Linked DNA regions of Mus musculus: region 1 is linked to region 2. The links are chromatin loops, found by intact Hi-C in ENCODE. Cell type or tissue: heart. All regions are shown on one strand. Links, peaks and the distances in the headings refer to the core of each region. The heading gives the core; the rest is flanking DNA.

Region 1 (10,993 bases), core at 1,802-9,801, 58 kb before region 2:
TAAACATTAGGACTGTACCAGTCACAGCCAACACCATTTTGATGTTTAGCAACTTCTAATGGGAATCTTTGTCAGGATTTAAATGAACCAATGTGGTGGCAGGAACCCCACAACTGAAATAACCATTTTCTGAGGCATGGCAGATATTTACTAGTTGCTGGGCAACCAAATATTTCGACACTGACGCCAGAGGAAATATGTACTGCCAAGCTAGGATGGGTTGCTTTAGCAATCGGCTCTGCATGGGACTGTCTCTTAGTATCCCTGCTGTAGAAGTACCTTAAAAAGACACTTAGTCCAGAAATCAATCCCAGGCATTGACTTGAGCAGTGTCTGAGACCAGAGCATTCGCCCGTCAGGCATGCTTACACACTTCCTTCTCATACTGAGAAAGGATGTATCTTCCTACAGATCTCCTCCTTTGGCCCATTCTTCATAGAGACCATGCCTCCTTCCTCCACTACATGCCAACCCTAAGGATGAATGGTAGAACTATTATTTCAAACTAGTCACAGTTAGGATAGGATTTTGCTGTTCATTGTTACAGCAAGTGAGTTATGGATCATGATTAAAATTAACACAGGAATAAGAATTTAAGGGGCTTGGTGTTTGGGCTTTTTTTTTTTTTTTATGTTGACTTGGGAAATGCTGTACTTTTAAGATGGTTATGTGTCTTATATGAACCTTGTAAGACAAGTGGAAACAGCCAGCAAGACACACATAGCGGATTTATACCTGATAGAAGCAACTTCAGAGTCTGTGATGAGAACATGCACTTGCCCAATGGCCATGCACTGAATCACAGAGGAAACTACATGTAAGCACAGCCCCAGAATCCATTCCTGAACCTAACCAATAGGGAGGCTATTGACAAGGGGTCAGTGAGGTTCCAGGGTCAGAGAGGTCAGAGCCTCAGCCAAAATCTGCCTAGTTCATAAAGTTTCTTCCAGGTCAGTCTCCCAGGACTGTTACCATTAATGTATCTATCTCTTTCCTTGAAAACTTGCTACTAAGGATGTGTATCCAACAGTCCTACATACGAACACAAATGGGTATGCTTTCTAGTCTATGTAAAGCACCAGAAGTCAATGAGCCGGTCTCTTTGGGTGCAATCCTCTCATCTGATACAATGTGGCAATGACTCACCCTGTAGGTTCCCTTATAAAAGTATCCAAGTAAGAACATGGGGACGTCTCAGGTTGTTCTGTAGCCTGGCATTACAATTCCAGCGAGCTTAAGACAAATGATTGTGGGTTACTTCAGGATCAGTCCCAGTTTTAAATGTCAAATTCAAAGGAAGGATGCTCACATGAGCTAAAAGTCAATACAGTCAAGTTGGAAATCCAAAGATAGAACAAGATACATCAGGAAAGCATGGCTTTTTTTTTTAAGGCAGTAGTTGTAATCTCATGTCCTGTCAGTAGATGAACTAAAGCAAAGATCATGCTCGTATGGATGGAAGGTAGAACGTGGAAAAACACTGTGGGAACAGGGGAATGCCAAGCTCAGGATCCCATGGTATCTATAACTCTAGGCAAAGTTAACGTTAGATAGAAGACACCATGCACACAGGAGACAGTAAAACACTGTAATGTGGTCGCTCTCTGGCTGGTCTCACACACAAAAATGAACACTTAGGAACACGAAGCACTTGGATTACTTAATGATTGACACCTTGGCATAGATGATAACCATACATCTTCAGAGCAGGAAACGTACCTTCTCAGCTGTCAGGTGTCACGTACAGACCAATTGTAATCTGCATGGAAACCACTTGAGTGTGTTTCTCAAGTAAAAGGTGTAGACTTCTTATCTTATTGATAAAGTGTTAGAAATTAATAGTGCAACTTCAAAGGAAAACTATCCCAAATGGCTTGCATATTTTAGGAACACCTGCTTAAGTAATGACTGAGCCACACAAATGAACATATCACAAATTAGAGAATGCTATTCAGCTAAAGTCGTTGAGGTATGGCCAAAGCTGTTTTATGTAGTAGACGAGTTTTAAATAATAAAGAGTGGGCAAGACTACACATTCTGCTCAGAATGAGGCAGGGGATAACAAAGGAAAGGAAACATGAGTGTAATTATTTTAAAACAAAACACTTAAAAAGTAAAAAATTTACCCTTTTTAGAATTGATAATTAAGATTGAACACAAATTCTTAAGAAAAAAATAAACGTATCCTTTCTAGAATTGATGATTAAGACCAATCGCACAATCTTTTTATAAACAAACAAATTTTTAAAATTACAGCCTTATATAGAAAAGGTTTCTGATTTAATTATAAAAGGGAGATTAAAACTATGTCAATTGTCAGGAAGAGATACAGCAGAAATTATAGTGCCATATACTAATGCTCAGATTACTTCACTAATAGGTAATCAATTAAGATTGGCAAAGAGCTTGTAACAACTATTTAGGAGAAATTAACAACAAATATCCTAAAAGCAAGTGACTTCAGTTTATTTAAAAAAAAAAAAAAGACTAATTGGGTTCTCCCGCATATAGTAAAAAAAAAAAAAAAAAAGAACACCAACCAACTCCTGAAGTGCCTACATTTTATACTGATGCAAATAAGTTAAGAATGGCTGGTTATAAGTAAGAAAAATGAAGCAGAGCAATTCAAACCCCATATGTTTCAGTTAAAAAACCAAAGTTGTGTGCAATTCTTATGGTATTATTAGATTTTCCTGAATCTCTTAATATAATTACTGACTCTCAATATGCAGAGAGTTGTTTTACATATAGGAACTGCTGAATGTATTCCTGAATTAACTTTAATTCAGAATTAACTCATATAGGCTCGCCAGGTCATTAGCACAAGGAAACGAAAAAACTGACTAAACATTAATAGCAACTGTGTTAGAAGCTTCAACATTTCATGAGAAAAATACCACCTTAAGAGTAAAGGCTCGCCGGGCAGTGGTGGCACTTGCCTTTAATCCCAGCACTTGGGAGGCATAGGCAGGTGGATTTCTGAGTTCAAAGCCAGCCTGTTCTACAGAGTGAGTTCCAGGACAGCCAGGACTACACAGAGAAACCCTGTCTCAAAAAAAAAAAAAAAAAAGTAAAGGCTTAAAGAAAAAATTTTTTTTCTTATCACCTAGAATAAGCCAAGAGAATTATAAGAAGACGTCCTACTTGTTCTTTATATAACCAAATTCCATCACCCGCTGGAAGTAACCCTAGTCATACTAAAAGAACTGAAACCTGGCAGGTGGATAGGCTTCATTTTGCAGACTTTGGAATACTGAGGATCAAATGCCACACCACTGATACACACCCAGGCCTGGGCAGAGGGCTTACGGGGCTCCAGGGAGCTGATGTCCACAGTGGGACAGTGATTGACACTGGTTCTGCCTGTTTGTTTGCTTTCAAGACATGGTTTCTTTATGTCATCACCAACATCTTGTCCCCAATGCCTTCTCCAACTTCCCCAGGCCTGCATGATTTCACTCCCTCTTGTCTGCGTATCTTGTTCCCGGGGGCTGGCAAATACTTCCATCCCATGGGGCCATCTCCTTTTCTCAGCACCTGTAAAGCTTCTTTTCAAAGGACATCCACCCCCTCCCCTTCTTCTTCCTTCCCCTCCCCTTCCCCTTCCTCTTTCCCCTCCTGTTCCCCTTCTCTTCTTCCTTCCTCTCACCTTCCCCTTCCTCTTTCCCCTCCCCCTCTTTTTCCTCCCCCTCCCTTTCCCCTTCCTCCTTCCTCTCCTGCTCTTCCTCCTCCCACTCCCCCTCCTCAAGGTCTCAGCCCTGAAAGCAACACATTGAAGGCAGCTCCCTCCCTAGCAATCACTTCTGCATAACACTGTCCCTAAGGATATTATTTCCATTGGAATTCCTTGCTTCTTTTCCATTGCAACAGAAGGTGGGAAACAAGAAACATATTTTTGGAAGGAGAAGAAACCTATATCTGGTTGATTTGTGTGTTGCCCCCCACCCCCCAAGAGAATGACAGCACATGAGGTCAACACACTAATTTCCAATGCCTGGCTGAAGGGCACCCACACTGGACACTCAGTGTTTCATGAATGAATAGGGCCTTTGATACATTATGGTTATTTTCCTTTGTTAAAAAGTAAACCGAGGGACAATAAAAGCTTAAAGAGTTTATTTGGACAAAGAGCAATTCAGTTGCTGGGTGCCCGGGATTGGCTGTGCTTGGGCCCCCTTTTGTTTTAGTGGAGGCACTTAGAAGGAATGGCGAGTGGAGTGCAAGGTTTGCTTATGTTTGCAAATCAAACAAAGCCAAGGTCACAGGGAGGGTGGACTGTGTGTCTGCTCAGCAGCTCTTCTGGCCTGGTGTCTACTTCAACCTGTTCTGATCTTGAGTTGGTGGCTGCCCTGTCATTGTTTCTCCAGAACAACTGCAAACTCTGTGAGAAGCCCCAGCTTTTTGTTCAGGAACCCGATTCAGCTCTTGGCTCTGCTGGGGACTAAATGGTTGCTTGCAGAACACGGAAATGAATACACCTGTCTGAAGTGCTCCAGGAAGTCAAGTTTCTCTGTTCATGGCTTCGCATTCCAGTGAGAACACACTGGTTCGACTGGAATTCCTCACTAAGGATGCTGCTCCCCAGCATTTTCCAGATGTTGCAGCTTCTGTGAAAGGCTGGGTGCCCAACGGGAATGAAAACGGGGCCCCGTGAATTAGCAGAGCCCAATGAAGCCTGCAGATGATTAATTTTAGATTCCAAGCATCTGGGTCAGAGCTGAGTTTCACGGCAGCTGTGGAAACCATCTCTTTGGTATCATTAATGATTTTCCTAAGGGCTGGGAGCGCCTGAAATACGCCTTCATATGAGATTTGAGTCTGAACTGGATGGATATTTAATAACAACTTAACATATATTGCATTCACCATGGGAGAGCTTCCTATTTTTAAAATGATGGTCAATGTATCTTCTGGGTGGGGTGGGATGTGCGCGTGTGTGCATCTGCGGTACAGCGAAGGCCTGAGGTTAACACAAAGTAACATTCCTCAATCACGGTTTGACCTTATTCATTAATTTAACTTATCTGTTTATTTTGAGGTGGGACTTCATAGCCAATCAGTCTAGTGAGCTCATGTCCAAAAATAAATAAGTAATCATATTGAATATTCCCGTTTCCACCACCCCCCGTGTTAGGATTATACATGTTTATCACACCTGACTTTTATACATGGTTGCTGGGAATAACTCAGACCCTCCTTCTGGCTCAGGAAGCACTTCACCCACTGGGCCCTCTTCCCAACGCTGGGTTATTCATGTGACTTAAGCAGCTAATAACGCTCTCAGTCAAAAGCCAGATGCACTATCCTGGTTTTTAAAAGAAATGTCCTGGAAGATGATAATACTTTAAGGGAAAAGAAAACAAGCAGAAAGCTGACGTTCTGGCTTTAAAGAGGCTAAGGCCTTGGAAGCATTTTCTTATCCTTCGCCCGCTGGAGCTATTTCATCCGCTCTAAGGCATAATCCCCAGTGTGGATATTCAGCCTCAGGTTGTGAGAAAAAGGGCTTGTCGGTCACATCACTAAAATTCTAGTCCGTGGGGCAGCATGGCCACCCTAAGTGTGACTACAAAGAGCTAGGCTGACACCTCCTCCCTCCCAGTTTGGGAGGCTTGGGAGTCTGAAAGGTCAGCTCTCAGGGGGTGGAGCTGTCCTCGGAGTATCATGTTGTTCTTGGCCACGACAGTGCTGAAAGAGAGTAATGCAACTATGCTGTAATCTCTGAGCCGGAAGACACTGAATCCATCCAAGTGGAAAGAATATGCTAGTTAGCAGTAGTAGGGTCAGTTCATGAGGAAACTGCAGAACAGGTGAAGTTCATCGGTGACGTAGCCCCTGCAGAGCGAGCCTGGTCTCTATAGCTCCAGGACTGTGTCCCTTGGCATGGTATACATACACTTGGCATTGTCTGACAGCTGCCTTAGGTTTCTTGGGCCTTTGTTCCAGTATGCAGGGACAAACACATCCCAGGTTTCAGGGTCTCTGTAGTAAAAGTAGGGGAAGAAGGGGCGCCTCCCATTCTAAAATGGAAATTGACTGGTTTGATGGGTCCAACTGACATTATTTATAAACAGGATACTTCCCGGGGATGTCTAAAGTTCTCTCTCTCAGGGAACAGGAGCTTTATTAGTGATTTTTTTTTCCTTTTTTAAGTAAGAGGACACTTCCAGCATGTGTGACACATGACGAGAGCTTATGGTGTAGACATCTCATGGCTGGCTGAATAGAAGAGCAGATCTTTGCCTTTGAATTCACGGAGCAGCACTCTGTAATAAGAGCTGGGCATGGCTTCTGCCCCGGCAGGGCACCATGGAGAAAAAGCAACATCGTTTAAAGATAATGACTCCATGGAAGAAAAGAGAAGTATGGTAATCGGGAAAACAAGAAAAGAAAAAAAAAAACCTCAGAAATAAAATAATAATAATAATAATAATAATAATAATAACTTTTGAATTGAATGAATTTAACTTCATAGGAAAAACATAGGTCAATGCTCTAGTTTTAGAATGACTGGTGAAAAAGAAAAAACAAAACAAAACATGATTGTGATTAACGCCAGCCTCAGTCTGTAACAAGTTTGGATAACTGTACAGATGCCCCAAGGTGACCCAAAATAAAACACTCACTGCCCCTCCCCCCGCCCGTGCACATGTGCATGTGCGTGTGTCACAGGCAATCAAACCTTGAAAATCACATATGCTGTTCAAGCATGCCACCTCTGGGCCGCAAACCCAGCCTGCTCCTTCCATTTTAGTAGCTTTTAAATGACACTTGAGTTGAGTCTCCATGTATCCTTCCTGCCGGAACAGCTACAATCACTGAGCACGACGTACAAGTGTCTTTTGGGATGTAAATCAAAGGACCATCTTTGTGCGGAGCCTTTACTGCTCATATTTATAATGGATTATGGGGAACTTGGAAAACAGGTAGCCAGAAAGGTTGTATGGATTTTATCAGAATAGTTCTACGTTTAAAACTTGGGGATATATTTCTTTATGTCCTTCTGCAGGCAACAGCTGCCAGTTGTTGGGACAGAAGAAAAGAGTTCCTACCTCGTGGCTCCTCCTTCTCCCGGAGAAAAACGGGTAACCGACAAACAGGAAGCACCACTTAAGGATGAGTTCTGTGTTAGTGTGGATAGGGCTGTGATATTCAAGTTCATGCCAGACTCCAGTGAAGAACCAGGCTACAGTTACCTGGATGAAGACCATCCCAGGGGAAAAGAAGAGCTAACTTAAAGGTCTTGCAGAGACCTCTGTAATCACCCGTGTGATTGCAGAGTCAACTGGGCCAGATATACAGCTGAGTCCAGGTTACAGTGGGTTTCAAGGGGCTTCAGACTTCACGGATGACGCAGGAGACGGTTGAAAACAGGCATGAGCGCTATGACTTTACACTTGTTACTGTAAACGTGTATGGGGGGCAGAAGGGAGTCCTCCCACCGCAATTATAAATACACACTAAAAAAAGACAAGAACAGGTCTTGCAGTAGAGCAGACATGGAAGTTTCTGTCTTAGTGTTCTAATGCTGTGAAGAGATGCCGGGAGCTGAGAGTTCTACACCTGGATCTGAAGGCAGCAGGAAGAGAGAAGACACTGGGCCTGGCTTGGGCCCTTGGAACCTTAAAGCCAGTGATACACTTCCTCCAACAAGGCCACACCCACTCCGACAAGGACCCACTTCCTAACGGTACCACTCCCCGATGACTACATATTCGAATCTATGTTCCTATGGGGGAGGGGGGGGTCACTCTTAAGAACAGATTCAAGTTGGGCTTACATTAAGGTCCTTAATTAATCAACTGAATGAATGATATCGTCTGTTGAGAAGGAGAATACTTGGTGGCAACAGACACACGAATGGGGCTGAGGACACAGCTCAGTGATGGAGTACTGGCTCAGCATGTGTTCAATCCCCACTACCACAAAATAAAAAAGCATGGGAAACAAGGATGTGGAAGGAGACAGTGATGCCGAGTCACTCAGCTATCTATGTGGAGAGGCAGGTAAGCAGTGGACTCCCGGAGTTGAGGTAGGAATTAATTCTAAAGGTAGGATGGAAGAAGTGCTCAGCAAGTCTCCTGGCATTGTATTGGACGAGGCCATATCAGGAGTCAAGATTTCTGGCAAATGTGTGTGCAGACACAGGGCTCTAAATGGGAGCGCTCGTTTGATAAGTTATGAGAGCAGTAAGTGCCTGTGACGGATGGGAGGGAACCCAAGCATGGAGCGTGGGTGGATGCGCCTATTTGGAGGTGAGGAGGACTTCAAAGGAGGACGGAGGAGCAACCAGTGAGGATGGGAAAACCCAGCTAAGAGAAAAGGGGGGAGGGAATGGCCACATAGTGCTGATGTCTCTCGTGGATAAGGGCAGCTCCCAACCTCACTGTACCCGCTGCTCTCTGTGGACGGAAGGCATGGAGAACGGCAGCATTAACCTCACTGTTCTGCAGCGCTTAGTTCAAGGTCCAGGTCACTTCACTGAGAGGCTAAGCAAGGCAGTCTGCTGGGCGAAACCTGAATCACCGCAGAACAGCAACAGTGTTCCTTTCTGGGTGGCAGCTGGCATCTCTGGAGAGCCTGTGGGCTCTGCATTCTCCATCAGCTACCCAGTCCCTGTAGCACAGAGAGCTGAGGCAGTAGTGTGTGTCATGTTTCTGGTTTCAGTTCAGCTTGCACATCTGGCTAGTGACTGAGAATGAGTGAGTGAGTGAATGAATGAATGAACCATCCCTCAATGCATGGGGGACAGATTTCAGTAACCCCACTGGATATTAAAATCCCTAGGTTCCCAAGCTCCTATATGAAACGCATAGCATCTAAAGCACCCACATCATGCTTTTAATACTGATGCTCTATACTTATATATACTTATATATACATCACTGCCTTCTTCAAAATACCTCATGGAACCAAATGTTAGGCACACACTTGTGACCTTGTTGTTTAGGGGCCGGCAAGATAAAAAGGTCTGCATGGGTTCAGTTCAGAAGCATTTTCTTTTTAAAAAACCTCCAACCCGTGGTTACTTGAATGCCCCTGTGGCTAGGGCAGGCTACAGTAATTAGGCTTGAATCAGATGACAATGTTTGTTTGTTTTCTGAGACAGCATATGTAACACAGGCTCGCTTTGAACTCATTATATATCCCAGGCTGGCTTTAACTTTGCAACAATCTTCCTACCTCAGGCTCCCAAGTGCTGTGGGAACATGAGAATTATAAGCAGGCGCCACGATGCCCAGCTGGTCTTTCTATAGTGTTTCAGTTAAACTATGCTCTCCCAAAGTATGTATTAAATTCATAATCTCCAGTCCCTCCGAATGTGCCATTATTTGGAAAGAGTAATTTCTGATTTAATGCATTAAGATGAATTCTGGAGAAAGTAGAGCCCCTAGTCTAAGGGAGGGCGAGAGACACTCAGGAAGATACCATCACAAGAAAGTGAGGGAGAGAGCCCACCACATGACTTCCATCTGCAGAATGGAGGTGTCGATGGTTCGCTCCGATGGGGACCTTTAAAGGAACATGGGGCTCACTGGAAGAGGTGAGAAGTGAACCCCTAGGTGGGGACAACTTCTGAGAGCCCATGCCTGAGCCTGAGACAGGAAGCAGCAAAACCAAATGTTGTCATGAACCCACAGTTAGGGAGCAATGGGCAGATGAGGGGGCATCAGAAAGAAAAGAAAAAGCAGGGGACTGAGGGCAGAGAGTGAGTAGAACAGGGTGGCAGAAGAAAATTCTAGCATGACCAGGGCTGAGCCATGGTCACATTAAAGACAATGGTGATGTCGGGAATGTCAACGATACTGAGGCCACTGGAGTTCCCATTGATAGTGCGCAAATGAATCCTCTACTGGCTATTATAGCATTTCTGCTCCGCAACAGACAGAAAGCACACCAGGAGCTGGGACAGAGGGTGAAATGTTCTCCTGCGGTTTGGGAGTTTTGGGCTCGTGAAGCACTGACTTCCAAGGTAGAGAGTACTGAGGGGGTGCACAGGGGGGTTATTATATTATAGAGGGGTTATATAATAAACTGATCTTTTATATAGGAGGTCGAGTGATACCTGGAGTCCCTAAAACATGACATGAAGGGAACCCACGACACTAATATAGTATTTGCATAACACAAAGAAAAACTACCACACGTTTATTCCTGGGGGGCAGTGCATGTTAACATTTTTTCACTTCAGTGTACTAAACTTACTAAATATGAATACTGTTAACATAGTGGGAATTCTAAGATTAATTATACCGAATTCCACGAAAGGAGCTGAAAAACGAGTGGGTAAATATCAATTTGGGAGTCACTCTCGAGGTCAGGTCAGGTCTCCCGCATTTATAAGTTTGGTGATCACAAGGGAAATATTTAATTTTTGTATCTATATCCACATGTACCACAATGGCCTAACATATGTGTCTGGCAGTCATTAGAAAGTCCAGACGTTCTAGCCATGGTGCTACATGGCTAGAATGATTACTACTGCAAAGTTTAGACTGTCTGAGATGGTATTTGTAACTCGGGTCAAAACTAGGCACGTAATGTGCAGAAGACCCAAGTACTTAAGGGAAATAGGTAGCCTCCGCTTAAATAGGTAGCTGGCTGAGAGTCCAGCACTCAAGTTTCAGGTCAAAGTCAATCATATATTTTGTTTTAAGAGAATTCTCACTTTTTATTCTGAAATTGTTACCCATGAATTGTAAGCCTGAACTTCATTTGCATCAACTAGCTTACGGCTAGTCCCCCATGCATAAAGAGCAAGATCGGTTTTCCTTAGAAAGGTGAGAGGGTTAGGACAAGGCTGTGTGGTAACAACACACGCAGCTCGAAAAGCCGATGGCTTGTGAACATGTCAGTGAGGCACTGTACAGACGTCCATAGTCCACATCTTCAAATTCCCGCAGAAGGCTTCCTATTCTTAAACTCTATTGTGACCTTAGCACCTGGTTCACAATGCATGGTACAAGGAAAGGCTGAGTACTGTATAGCATCCAGG
Region 2 (10,993 bases), core at 1,113-9,112:
TTCAAACATGACTATGAGCAAACGCTGGCCTCCAGCAGGATCACTGCCAGAGCCTGGTGCTAAGGAGGGTGAAATACGTGTAGGAGGCTGTGATCGTTAATTTTGATTGTCAACTGGATGGGATTTAGGATTACCATGGCAACAAACCTCTGGGCCTGGTTGTGAGGAGGTTTTAAGACTGGATGAACTGAGATGAGAATGGAGACCCCACCCTAAGTGTGAGCAGCAACATCCTGAGGATGGAGGGGTCCTAGGTGAATAAAAGCAAGGCACCTGACTCTGGCTTGTCTTTTCTGTCCCTCACTGTGGATGTATGCCAGCCAACCTGCTACCATGATGGACATACCCTCAAACTGTGAGCCAAAATAGCCATAATTTCCGCTAGGTACTTTCCTTCGGTATTTTGCCCAGCTACAGGAAAAGTAAACAGACTATTCTTACAGATTCCCACAGACTGGGATACGGTCCTCAATAGTTTTGCTTGCTTTCTTTTCTTTTTTTTAATCTATTTTCTTCTTTTATGTATGTTTAGTTTCCTGATTCTTTTCGACCTCCTAGCTTCTTCTGGGCCACTGACTAATTTTTTTTTTCAAAGCTCGCCATTGGTCAACTAACTGCCTGTTTTCTCTTTACGCTCACTCTCTCTGTGTGGTGTTGAGTATGCATGACATCAACTATTGTTTCAAGACAGCGGTCTCAGGCTTAGACATCAGCAATCTGGGAACTACGCTATTCACTGTCCCCTCCTCTCTTTGTCAAGTATAGATATCTATATCTATAAGATAACACCACGGGTATACCCCACTGTTGGCTATAGTTCGATGTTGAGAAATCTCATGGCTCATTGTCTCCCCTCCTCCTCTGAACCTCTTCGCACGGCTGGTCTCTTGTTCTTCCTAGGTCCCTTTCCAGTCACAGCACCATCTGATAATACTGATGCATTATCTCTTGTGAGAGAAACCATAATGTATTTCTGGCACTTTTGAGCTCCTGAAGCACCTCCTATTTTTCCACCACAATGACCTTCGGGTCCCTTTCTCCTCCATTCTCCTCTACCTCTTCCCTACATTATGCCTGGATTATTGTAAATTTTTTTCTGTCCAGTGGCATCGCTCACGGCTCTTCAGCTCTACCCTACCTGATTGATTCCAACTGCCCCTGTGTAGCCGGATTCCTCACTGTCCCCTAACACTGGCTCCATATTCTGTAGTCAACTCTTCTTGTGGTTCCTTAACCTCACTGTCCCTCTTCCCTGAGCCCCTGGGCTCTCCATGCTTTTTGATCATAGGATCCTATTATAAAATATTTCGTAAGCCAGAAATAACCATCATAATAGTTCTTCATTTACAGATGAAATTCTTGTATAGCAACACCAATATGATCTATACATCATCAAATACACATGACAATTGAGAGTTCAAAGGGATACACTAAATAATATATACGTTGTGCTCTCTACTTACTAATAAATAATTTTATCCTTGGCCTGGGGTGTAGACTTTTCTCAGTAGAAAGGCTGATTTAGACAAAATGTTTTCATGTGGCCCCAACACAGCTTTTCTTCCCCAAATTCTCAGAACTTTAAAGCCATAAGAACTAAATCATCTATATCATATAAACCTCCTCAATGCTTTTAGTATGATTAATTGAAGCTTTAGGATGCCAGAAGTTTATAGATTTTTTTTTAGGATAATTCAATCTCTTAATTAAAAACATTACTGTCCTTCCCAAATTGCTAGGGTTGAGCTTTGCTCAACTGGATGGCATACATTATACGAAAGCTTCAAGTTAGACCATGGTGTGATTCATTTAGCTCAGTAAGTATCCTATGCATAACATTCTATAGGCTTGGGAAGTAACTTCTCCACTTTGAGGTTGCTAAAACTAGTAGCATGTTAGTTAACCTAACTCAAACCCTGTTGCCACTTGATTTGTTAAACAGGAAGTTGGAATTCTGACCACCAGGGAAACAATAGACAGAAAACTTAAAATAGCATATGTATTTAAGATGCCACTGTGACTATTATACACAGAGTTTAACAGAACGGCGACTACACACCATCTGAAATGTCTAACACGATTCATGTTTCTACCTTGAAACTGAGTACTTTCTATAAGTTATTTTCATCTTTCTTATTTATTCAGCTCAAAACCTACAATGCTGGCTACCTGTAGGACTTGAGAGTCTTGGAGGCCTGAGTTTACGTAGTAGCCAGGCTGGCTTTCACTGATATATGGCTGTTACCAAGTCTACAGAGAATTCTTTTCCTCTACCAGCAAACTGAGAGTGCTGTTGATTGGGTAGGGCTCTAAGGACCTTCTAAAGTTCCAATTGCACAAGGTATGTGTAAAGCAGCTTACCTGTAATGAATACCCCTAAAAGAGTCATTTCCAGTCCCCACATCCATCTTTCTACCAGTTTAAGAGGCTCGGTGAGATGCTCTCAGGGGAGCACAAGGCCATTGTTGTTGCTGTCTTTGTTCATTTGGTTATTCTCTGGCCTGCAGGACATTATGAGGTGTTCATGAAACACCTAACAGCCATGTGGCTCGGTTGGGATATAGGGTCAACTTTGGCTTTATCCTGAAGGTTACCCAAGCAATCCAAGCTGAGAACCTACCTCTCTGAGGGCTTTACCATAAAGTCAACTAGGTCTAAATGGAATACTGTCAAAGAAAGTACTTAAGTGGTGACATGACTCTATGTCCTCACATCTGGCACCTGGGAGATTTCCAAGTTTATCTTGTGCTTTCAAAATCCAAGTCAATTAACCAAGGGGGTGGGTAGAATACATGCGCGTGCGCTTGCCGCGCGCATGCACGCACACACACACACACACACACACACGGCAGATGGCAGCCCAGGCTGGTCTAGAACTCACTGTTACAAAGCATGGCTCTGAACTTCTGATCGCCCTGCTTATAGTTCTTGAGTGCTAGCATTACAGGTGTGCTCCACTACACCTGGTTTTATGTGGTAGGAGGTAGAGATTGACACAAGGCGTCAGGGACATCAGGCTTCCGCTCTGCCAACTGGGGTATCTATCCCCCAGTCTTCTAACAAATCAAACTTTTAAAATCAATAACTCATCTTCTGGAGTTTTAGCCAGAGTGCCTTAAATGAGGCTCCCATCCTGTAACGCCCCACTTAAGCTGTTAATGGAGATGATACCAGCAAAAGCCCTTGTCAAGTGCAAGGAGCCCCACATCTGTCCATTATTGTTCTGGAGACAAGTTGTGCATTGGTCTCATCTTATCTCCTAGCTTTTGTGCATTTTGGACAGCTCAGAAGAGCCCTGCAGTGTTCCAGGAGGGTATTTCCCACTCTCTCCTGTTTCCGTAAAGGTGACATACACCCCACAGTTCTTCCACAGCCAGCTCACCATGAATGTTCCTAATGGTGGCCTAGCTCCTCTGTCATTGCAGACATGAGGCTGATTAAAAATAAAAAAAAGCTTTAAAAAGTCTGTGTTTCCAGCCTCCTCTCTCAGGTCTGCCCCTAACTACATCCTTTAGCCTCACACAGTTTGTGTCTGTCCAGAGAAGGAATGTTCTAGCAGGAGCAAAATCCCCCAATCACAACCATCAAAACAACTTAAAGTTTAGAGGGGAAATCAACTAAAACCAAACAAGCCCCTCCTGCATTTATGAAAGAATGTGGGGAAGTGTAATCCCCCAGAGGCAGCATCAGGTTTCCTCATAATTGCATCATGGGCTGTTGGGGGCAGGCTGAAGCTCACAAGTGTGAGCAGGTCTAAGATTTCTCTTTGTTCACTGGCTGGCATTTAAGGCTTTATAAATGATGTGCCACAGCCTTGCCACTTCAGGCTGAAGCTATGGTAGCTGAGACTCTGAGTACTAATCTAATCTGCATGTTTCAAGCACTCTGACACGCCACGGCTCACCTTGCTCTATGTTAATTAAACAACAGGAGCCCAGCAGTAAGAAATACAGTAAAGAAAGAAAGGATAGATATCTAACATCTAAAAAAATCTTTTTATTTTAAGTGTGTTTCGTTCGTCCTCTAAACACCAGAATCACCTCTAGACTAAAATCAATATCTGATGGTTACAATGCTAGCTTAATATCAGCCAATAAGGATGTCTTAAAGCCTTTGAAATTTAGGCTTTTACGACAGGTGTGTATGTAATGACACACAAAAGGTAGGTAGTAGGTAGCCTGAAGTCCTAGCCAAGCCCAAGACCCTGCCCAAAGGGCCCCTAACACTTGTTGACTGATGTTGGATTGCTGACCCAAGAGACCTTAAACAATGAATGCTTTGTCAAAACACTAAAAGCACGTTGTGGGTCCAAGACTTTTTTTGTCATAGTGAGGGGGCGTAAGAGAAGGTCAGCTGAAAGCTGCCCACCATCAGGAACTCAGGCTCAGCAAACAAAGCTGAGGCCTTACTAAACAGACCTGTTTTGGCTCAGCGTTGCAGTGGAGGCCCAGGCCTGGAGCAAAGCTGACTCCTCACTGAGAAGTTACTCTTGCTGCAAGGGATACTTTGTATACATTTTCAAGAAGGAAAACAAAACAAAACAAAAACTGGAGTAACTAAATGATGGAGACAGACAAAAAAGAAAAAAAAAACAAACAAACAACAAAACACACACACACACACACACACACACACACACACACACACACACACAAAACCAGCAGCAAAACTGATCCACCAAGGCCCGGATAAAACCCACTTCATCCTCCAAGGAGGGAAATACCAAGTCCACAAAGCGGCAAGTATCCCTCTCTCTAGTTGAGTGGTTCTTTCCAGAAAGGAAGCTTGGGCTCCTGGCTCTTTACTATTAGTATTGTTTTCTGCAGTCTCTTTCCTTCGTGCCTCACAGGCCTTCAGGCTGAGCCTCGGCAGCTTTTTCAAGGAGGAAGAAGTGTTCTGTTCTCTGTGGGGTCGTGACCTTGGAGTCCTCGTGCGCTCACCTGATGGACTTCTGACTTGCTGATCTGCTATGACTCAGGCTCCTGACTGGCTTCCTTGTCTCTGACACACCTCACTCCAAACTGCCCACCTGCTTCCTCGTTGCCAGATCGCTTGCCTGACAGGCCAGCAGTAGCTGCTAACCTCCCAAGGGCCTCTCAGGGGTAGCTCTCTGTGGAGGTGCTGAAGGCACCCAAACTGTTTTCTAAAACTCCCTCTCGCCTCAGTCCCATCTCTTCATTAACTAAAATCTTCACCACTGCAAGCCCCCGACTAGCTTCTGCACTGCTACTGTTTCGTTATTTTGGAAAATGTAAATGAGTCAGCTTGCCTTTCTTCCCACATTTTTTTTTCATTGCTGATAAGAGAATGCAAGAAGAAAGGAAGAGATAAATGTGTGTCAGACTGACCCAACTCCTTCTGCAGGAGGAATTTACTAGCGCTCAGGATCCAAGTCGCCCGCTCCCCATTCCTGCTTGAAATCCAGAGTACCTGCTCTTGGATCTCTATGGCGCTCCCAGAGCTTGGGACTGGCTGGGAGCCATGTGATATTGATTTGTTTTCACCATGGCAACAGCAAATTAAAACAACGAGCAGAGTGAAGGCAGGCTGTTCAGCAGTAGAGCCGCATGACCAATATATTTCACAAGCATCTTTTCCTCCCTTCCGCCGGGTTTTAGCTCTCCTTTCCGCCACACTCATAGATTTCTTACAAGACGCGAAGTCAGAACTGAAACTTAGGCCAGCACAACTCTAGGAAGCCCACTGCTGGCAGAGGTTGGCCTGCCCAGCAGCTTCTAGAACATTAGGTGAGACGGATGGAGGAAACGCTAACAACCATGCCTTGACTTCCTTGGAAATTTCATTTGTGGCTTAGGCATCTTTAGAAAATTTATAAGAAACGGAGAGACTGGAGGTTTTGTATTTTGTAGCCTTATATCTAAACAGCCCAAGACATTGCCCACAATGTTTCCACACAGAGGCCCCTTCCCTTTGTACTTTACACAGTGAATTGTCCCAGGAGACAAACAACTTTTGTTACTGTTGTTTGTACAAAACAGGTCCCTAGAATTCTAGGAGAGAAAGTGTAATAAGTATTAGGTCCCTGAAGAGAAACTGAGGTAGGCACTTGCTCAAGGCCACACTAAGTAAGTGGTGCAGGAGGGCCAGCTGGTAGTAGGGACTCCAGGGAACTGCAGTGTGCTCTAGCCCAAATTCTTTCTTTAAAAGGAACCTCAATAAACACTAACCTTTCTCCAGATCCGTACAATCAAGGGTGTGCAAGAGGAGTGCCACCTGTGTCACAGGGTTAACAGCAGGGACTAGTGTATTTTATTTCCTTTGAGCCATCTGCCTTAGGACACGGTGCTGTATCTATGAAAGCAGCTGTCACCCACCAGCCAATCAACCTTGAACTTGGTAGCATAACCTGGGCCTTAGGTAAAGTTTCCAGGGGGGCTGGGAATGGGCCCCCTGGGATAGGACCCCCTGGGACGGGACCCCCTGGGATAGGCCACACAGGAAGGCTTACTGAGCCACGACACAGAGCGAGTTAGACCAGAAAGAAAGTGAAATCCGGCTCCCTGAGGCAGGCCATGGCTTTTCTCTAGCCAAGCCAGAAGCCTGCAGAAAACCTGGGCAGACAGGCAGGTAGGCAAAGTTGCCCTATTTGGCCTGTGAGGGGGGATGGATGGGCTGTGGGTTTAAATGGGAAGACATAACTCAAGTCCTGCCAACTGGGAGTTCGAATGTTCCTGGCCTGGACATAGAGAACTATTCCTTTCCACAAGCTGAATAGAAGAACACACAGCAGAAATAGTTGGGGGATGACGTCAGGAGTTCTGGGCTAGTGTCCTGCACTTCTCCTTGAAAGTAAAAACCGTGGTACGTGGCATTGCCCTTATTTAAATGAGCACTGCTCTCCCTCAGAACGGAGCAAACGAGAGGAAGAAACTTCCTCTTACATAGATGATAAAATGTCTCATTTAATTTTTGTTCCTTGTTGCTGCCTAAATATAAAAATGCCCTAATAGACATTTTCCGACTTAATCTTTGTCTTTTAAAGAGACAGTAAGGCTTTTTTGAAGAACATTAGAACATTCACGGAGGTGGCAGTTAGGCAAGTTTTTTTTCCCCCCTTCGCTTCAGTGCTTGCTAACTATTCTAAAAATGTTACACATTTATTGTAAACACATGCTTCCAAGGCCTAACAAAAAAAACACGGTTTCCTCAGCCTGGCAGAAATTTAAAACGGAAAAGGGCAGAAAGAATTCTTTAACACAGAGAAAGCCTTCCCTTCTCCTGGGCCAAGTGTGTTAAAAATAAATCTGCTTCACCCTTTCCAGCCGCTGCTTCTCGGCAAGAAAGTTGATCTGGCTGGGCATAGTGAGAGCCCAGCTTTAAAAGCTAGCCTGCTCTCATTAAATTATTCTGCTGGCTGTGTGTTCTCATTAAAAATGCATACAGATCAGATAATTGCAGTAAGCATTATTAACCCAGCCTTACTTTTGAATATAATGGTTCCACTTTTAAGCTGGAAACAAAGACAGAGGCTGCCAGGAAAAGCAATGTAAACATTGAACCACAGTGTCTAAGACTAGCCAGGAAGCTTCCTCTTCTGCCCTGGTGCTGCTTAAAATGTGCTTTTGAAACTCAATTAAAGCCATTGCCCTGTAGCACCAGGGTGGCCCCCAATTTCCAAGAAACAGACATATTTTCGTCCCAAACGTTCAGCCGATGATTATTTAAGCAGATTTTTTTTTTAAATTCTTAATTTCAAGTATGTTTTCAAAGAACAGGAAACACGTAAACTTTATTCTGTAGCCCACTCTGGCAGTAAAAAACCTCCATTATCTTAAGATAATCCTGGCCTGGATCTTTCAGATAATTAAAGATAATAATAATAAACAAATCTGTCCTTTAAATAAATAAATAAAAACCTCGGTTTTTTTTTTTTTTTTTTAATGCCTCACCCTAAACGGGCGGCGTAGATTCCAGCTTTGCCGTTTCTTGTTCTCAAATCCAAACGTTACGTAAAACTCCAGGGTTTCCTGCGAGTATTCCGTTCGAATTAGTGGAATCGGTCTCCCTGGCTTCCCTAAGCACACACATGGAATGCAGCATACTGCAGCAAACTCTTTAAACATTAAAAAAAAATTGGGGAGGGGGGGTTGTTTCTCCTACCTTGTTTAGCTCTGCTCGTCTTCCCCATGTACAGTAACCCCAAGAACATCTGGCAGGACCGAGTGGCCGTGGCTTCTCCACCGCATCATGAGGAAGGGGGGTCCATGCAAATAGTTCTCCGTCCCTGTTTATTGTACTCTGCGAGCCGCCGGCCGTGGCTGGAAAATTTTACCTTCAGATGATGAAGCAAAGACAGTCTAAACTCTGTTGCTGTGAGCTGCAGCCCTTCCTTCCCACAGGCCCCGCCCAGGCTCAGCCCACCAATCCCCGGCCAGCTCGTCAGCCCTCCTCGTCTGAAACTGGTCCTCATAGGATGACTGACACAGCAACACAGCGCTGGCAGGCTCTGAAAACAGTGCGTCCATACTGATGGAAAAGGGATCTCCCTCTCCGAGGAAAGCAGTCATAGCTCCGAGACAAAGTGGCACATAATTGGCAGAGCACAGAGAGGGGTAGCTCAGACAAATACGCTTCGAGACACCCAGCCCGTAGCTGGGAGTTGCATCATAAACACTCCGGGAATCACGAAACTCCTAAGATGGCCAAGAAATCCAATTGGATCCCAAACTAAAGTCTTAGGGCGTTTGAGGAAGCATACTGACATAGATGTACACATTCGTTTGTGAGACAATTCAGTGTTTTTCATGCAAAGTGATACCTTACGAAACATTTGCAGGCAATTTCCATGACGGAGGGAGGCTATAGCCAAGTTGGATTGCACACTGAAGACCAGACCATGCTTGAAGCCCCAGCACACAGCTTTTCTAGAGAGCTGTCATTTCAGTGGCTACTTACTGGAACCCATATATTTTCCATCTAAGTTTCCAGAGCACTAGAGACTTCAATTAGGGGATGCCGAAGGACAGAACTGATATCTCTACATTAAGCTTTGAGGCTCTTGGCTGGCACCCACTGGGGGATTAACTGTGTCTTAACCTTCTTAGATGCCATTTGATAAATGCTCATACGTTGCCCATCCTGTCTTTAGTGCCGCAATGACTGCTGGAGGGCGTTTACTGCTGAATACACATGGCACTGACCTAAGGGACATCCTCCATTTTCAATCTACAAAGGTTGACCCACAGATGCCAGAGGTTCCCTAAGATAAAGCAAGAAAAAAAAGAACGGAAAGGGTTATTTTTTTCTTCTTCTCAGTCAACAGCATTTCTGCATGCTTTGAAAACAAAAACAAAAACATATGGCATTTAGAAAACACAATAAGCACACATTTTCCTTCCACAAAACACAACATTTTGCATCTTAAAAATTAAGTATGAAGGTCCCGTGACTAACTACAGGCAAGAACAAAGATCCTATTCATCTGAAAGATTGAGCCTCTCTCTCTCTCTCTCTCTCTCTCTCTCTCTCTCTCTCTCTCTCTCTCTCTCTCTCTCTCTGCAACTGTTTAACGAATGCATCTGGAATGGAGTAACAGGGCAGAATGTAATGGTTTTGGTATTTTTAGATTTTGGAATTGTGTTCTTAAAACACATCATTTCTTGTGACTTGTGGACTAATTTTCTTCAATAGAATATCTTATTTTACTCCTCTTCACTTTAATCTCTAATATTGATTTTCATTTCTAGTCAATATTATCTTTGATAGGCTTTGGTTAAGTCTGTTGTTTTGTTTTGTTTTTCCTGGAAAGTTAAATTAGCTACATTTAAACAAGTGGAAATCTTTTTAAACTGTTAATACACCTATGCACACATACCTGAGTGTTGATCTCAAACTTACCTTCTTCCCCAGCTCCTCCTGCTTTTGACACGAAATCCCCATTTTTTACAATCTTATTACTTAGACTTTAGTCTCTGTCAAGCCCATTTCTCACCCAGAGACATTAAGCCTCTTAGTGTTCTCCTCCCAGCTCGGCCAGAGCCCTGACCTATTCCCTGTATGGTACAAAAGCTAATTGATAGCCTCTGGTCCTCAAGGCACGTCGGTTCTGGTCTTCCCTGTTGCCAGACAGGTTTTTCTGAAGTCATGTAAAGTCATGTTCCTTTTACACTCAAACCTGTCCCTCCATAAAATCCAAATTACAGACTTTCAAGGTCCTGCTAAATGTGGCCCCTGCCTTTATAGTCCACTTTAAGTCTGCCATTTTCCTAAATGAAGCTCCCTGCTCTCTACCCCATGTTCGCTTCCCCTCCTTACACACTGTACAGACCTCAGATCACCTGCCATTTCTTCAGCTATGCCGGCCTCACCCACATCAGCCTCTCTCATGTTCAAAAGGCTTCTGTACTGGTCGTTGTCCCAGACTATTTTAAGCCTCTAACAATGCAGCCTTGTGTAGCTAGCTTGCCTGAGCTGATCTTGCCATTTTAGAAGGCTAGGTCTGTGTCCTACATTAATTAAGAGAATGTGCACAAAGCATCTCTACAAAGGCTGGTGTGACAGAGCTGCACTAGAGGATGTCTGTCATTGGCGTAATTTCTGTGTTGGACAAGAAGTCACACACAAACATGCTGGTTATTTGGTATCACAAGAAACGATGTCACACTTACTGATTTATAAGAGCCAAAAGCCTGACACTTTTCTTCACTTCCCTCTCCAACAGTAACCTGAAATCCATTGTCAAAGTCTGTTGAGTTTACCACCTGAATATTTAGAACATTTTACTTTGTTTCTTCCTGCCAATGTCCTTCTGTTCACTGACATCCTTAACTCTTGAAATAGTAGCTGCGCCCTGAGGGCATATTTCTTTTCTTTACACTGCTTTCATCTTGTTTCCTCTTTTCCTCCCAGCCCTCCGTTTCTTCTTCCTCCTGTTCTTCTCTCTCTCCCTCCCACACCCTTTCTTCGTGAACCTGTGATGTCCTTCACACATAGAGCCTTGCATATAGTGTGGGAATTCTCCACCACTGAGCTA

Evidence for each region. Hi-C counts contacts between places; a loop is a spot of excess contacts. Peaks named below come from ENCODE experiments on the same cell type or tissue, not always from the same donor. Only the 100,000 strongest peaks of a DNase experiment are listed, where the experiment ranks them.
Region 1: a loop joins it to region 2, with 2.7 times the contacts of the local background. A loop is called at or near these places in 11 of 42 quality-filtered maps.

What each region holds. Positions count from the first base shown.
Region 1 is chr14:120,331,300-120,342,292 of GRCm38, reverse strand. All of the region lies in intron 2 of Mbnl2 (muscleblind like splicing factor 2), which reads right to left. Among named protein-coding and RNA genes, the nearest start is that of Gm52122, 17 kb to the right of the region's middle. In heart, for the core only: no CTCF peak of the experiment used is centred there; DNase peaks (open chromatin) are centred at 4,512, 5,252 and 5,662; H3K27ac peaks cover 2,408 bases.
Region 2 is chr14:120,273,034-120,284,026 of GRCm38, reverse strand. It overlaps Mbnl2 (muscleblind like splicing factor 2), which reads right to left and starts at 8,358. Exons shown (of 8, transcript NM_207515.2): 1 at 8,122-8,358. All of the region lies in intron 2 of Gm52122 (a long non-coding RNA gene), which reads left to right. In heart, for the core only: a CTCF peak has its summit at 5,708; DNase peaks (open chromatin) are centred at 3,696, 5,546, 6,616, 8,396 and 1 weaker place; H3K4me3 peaks cover 4,861 bases; H3K27ac peaks cover 6,325 bases.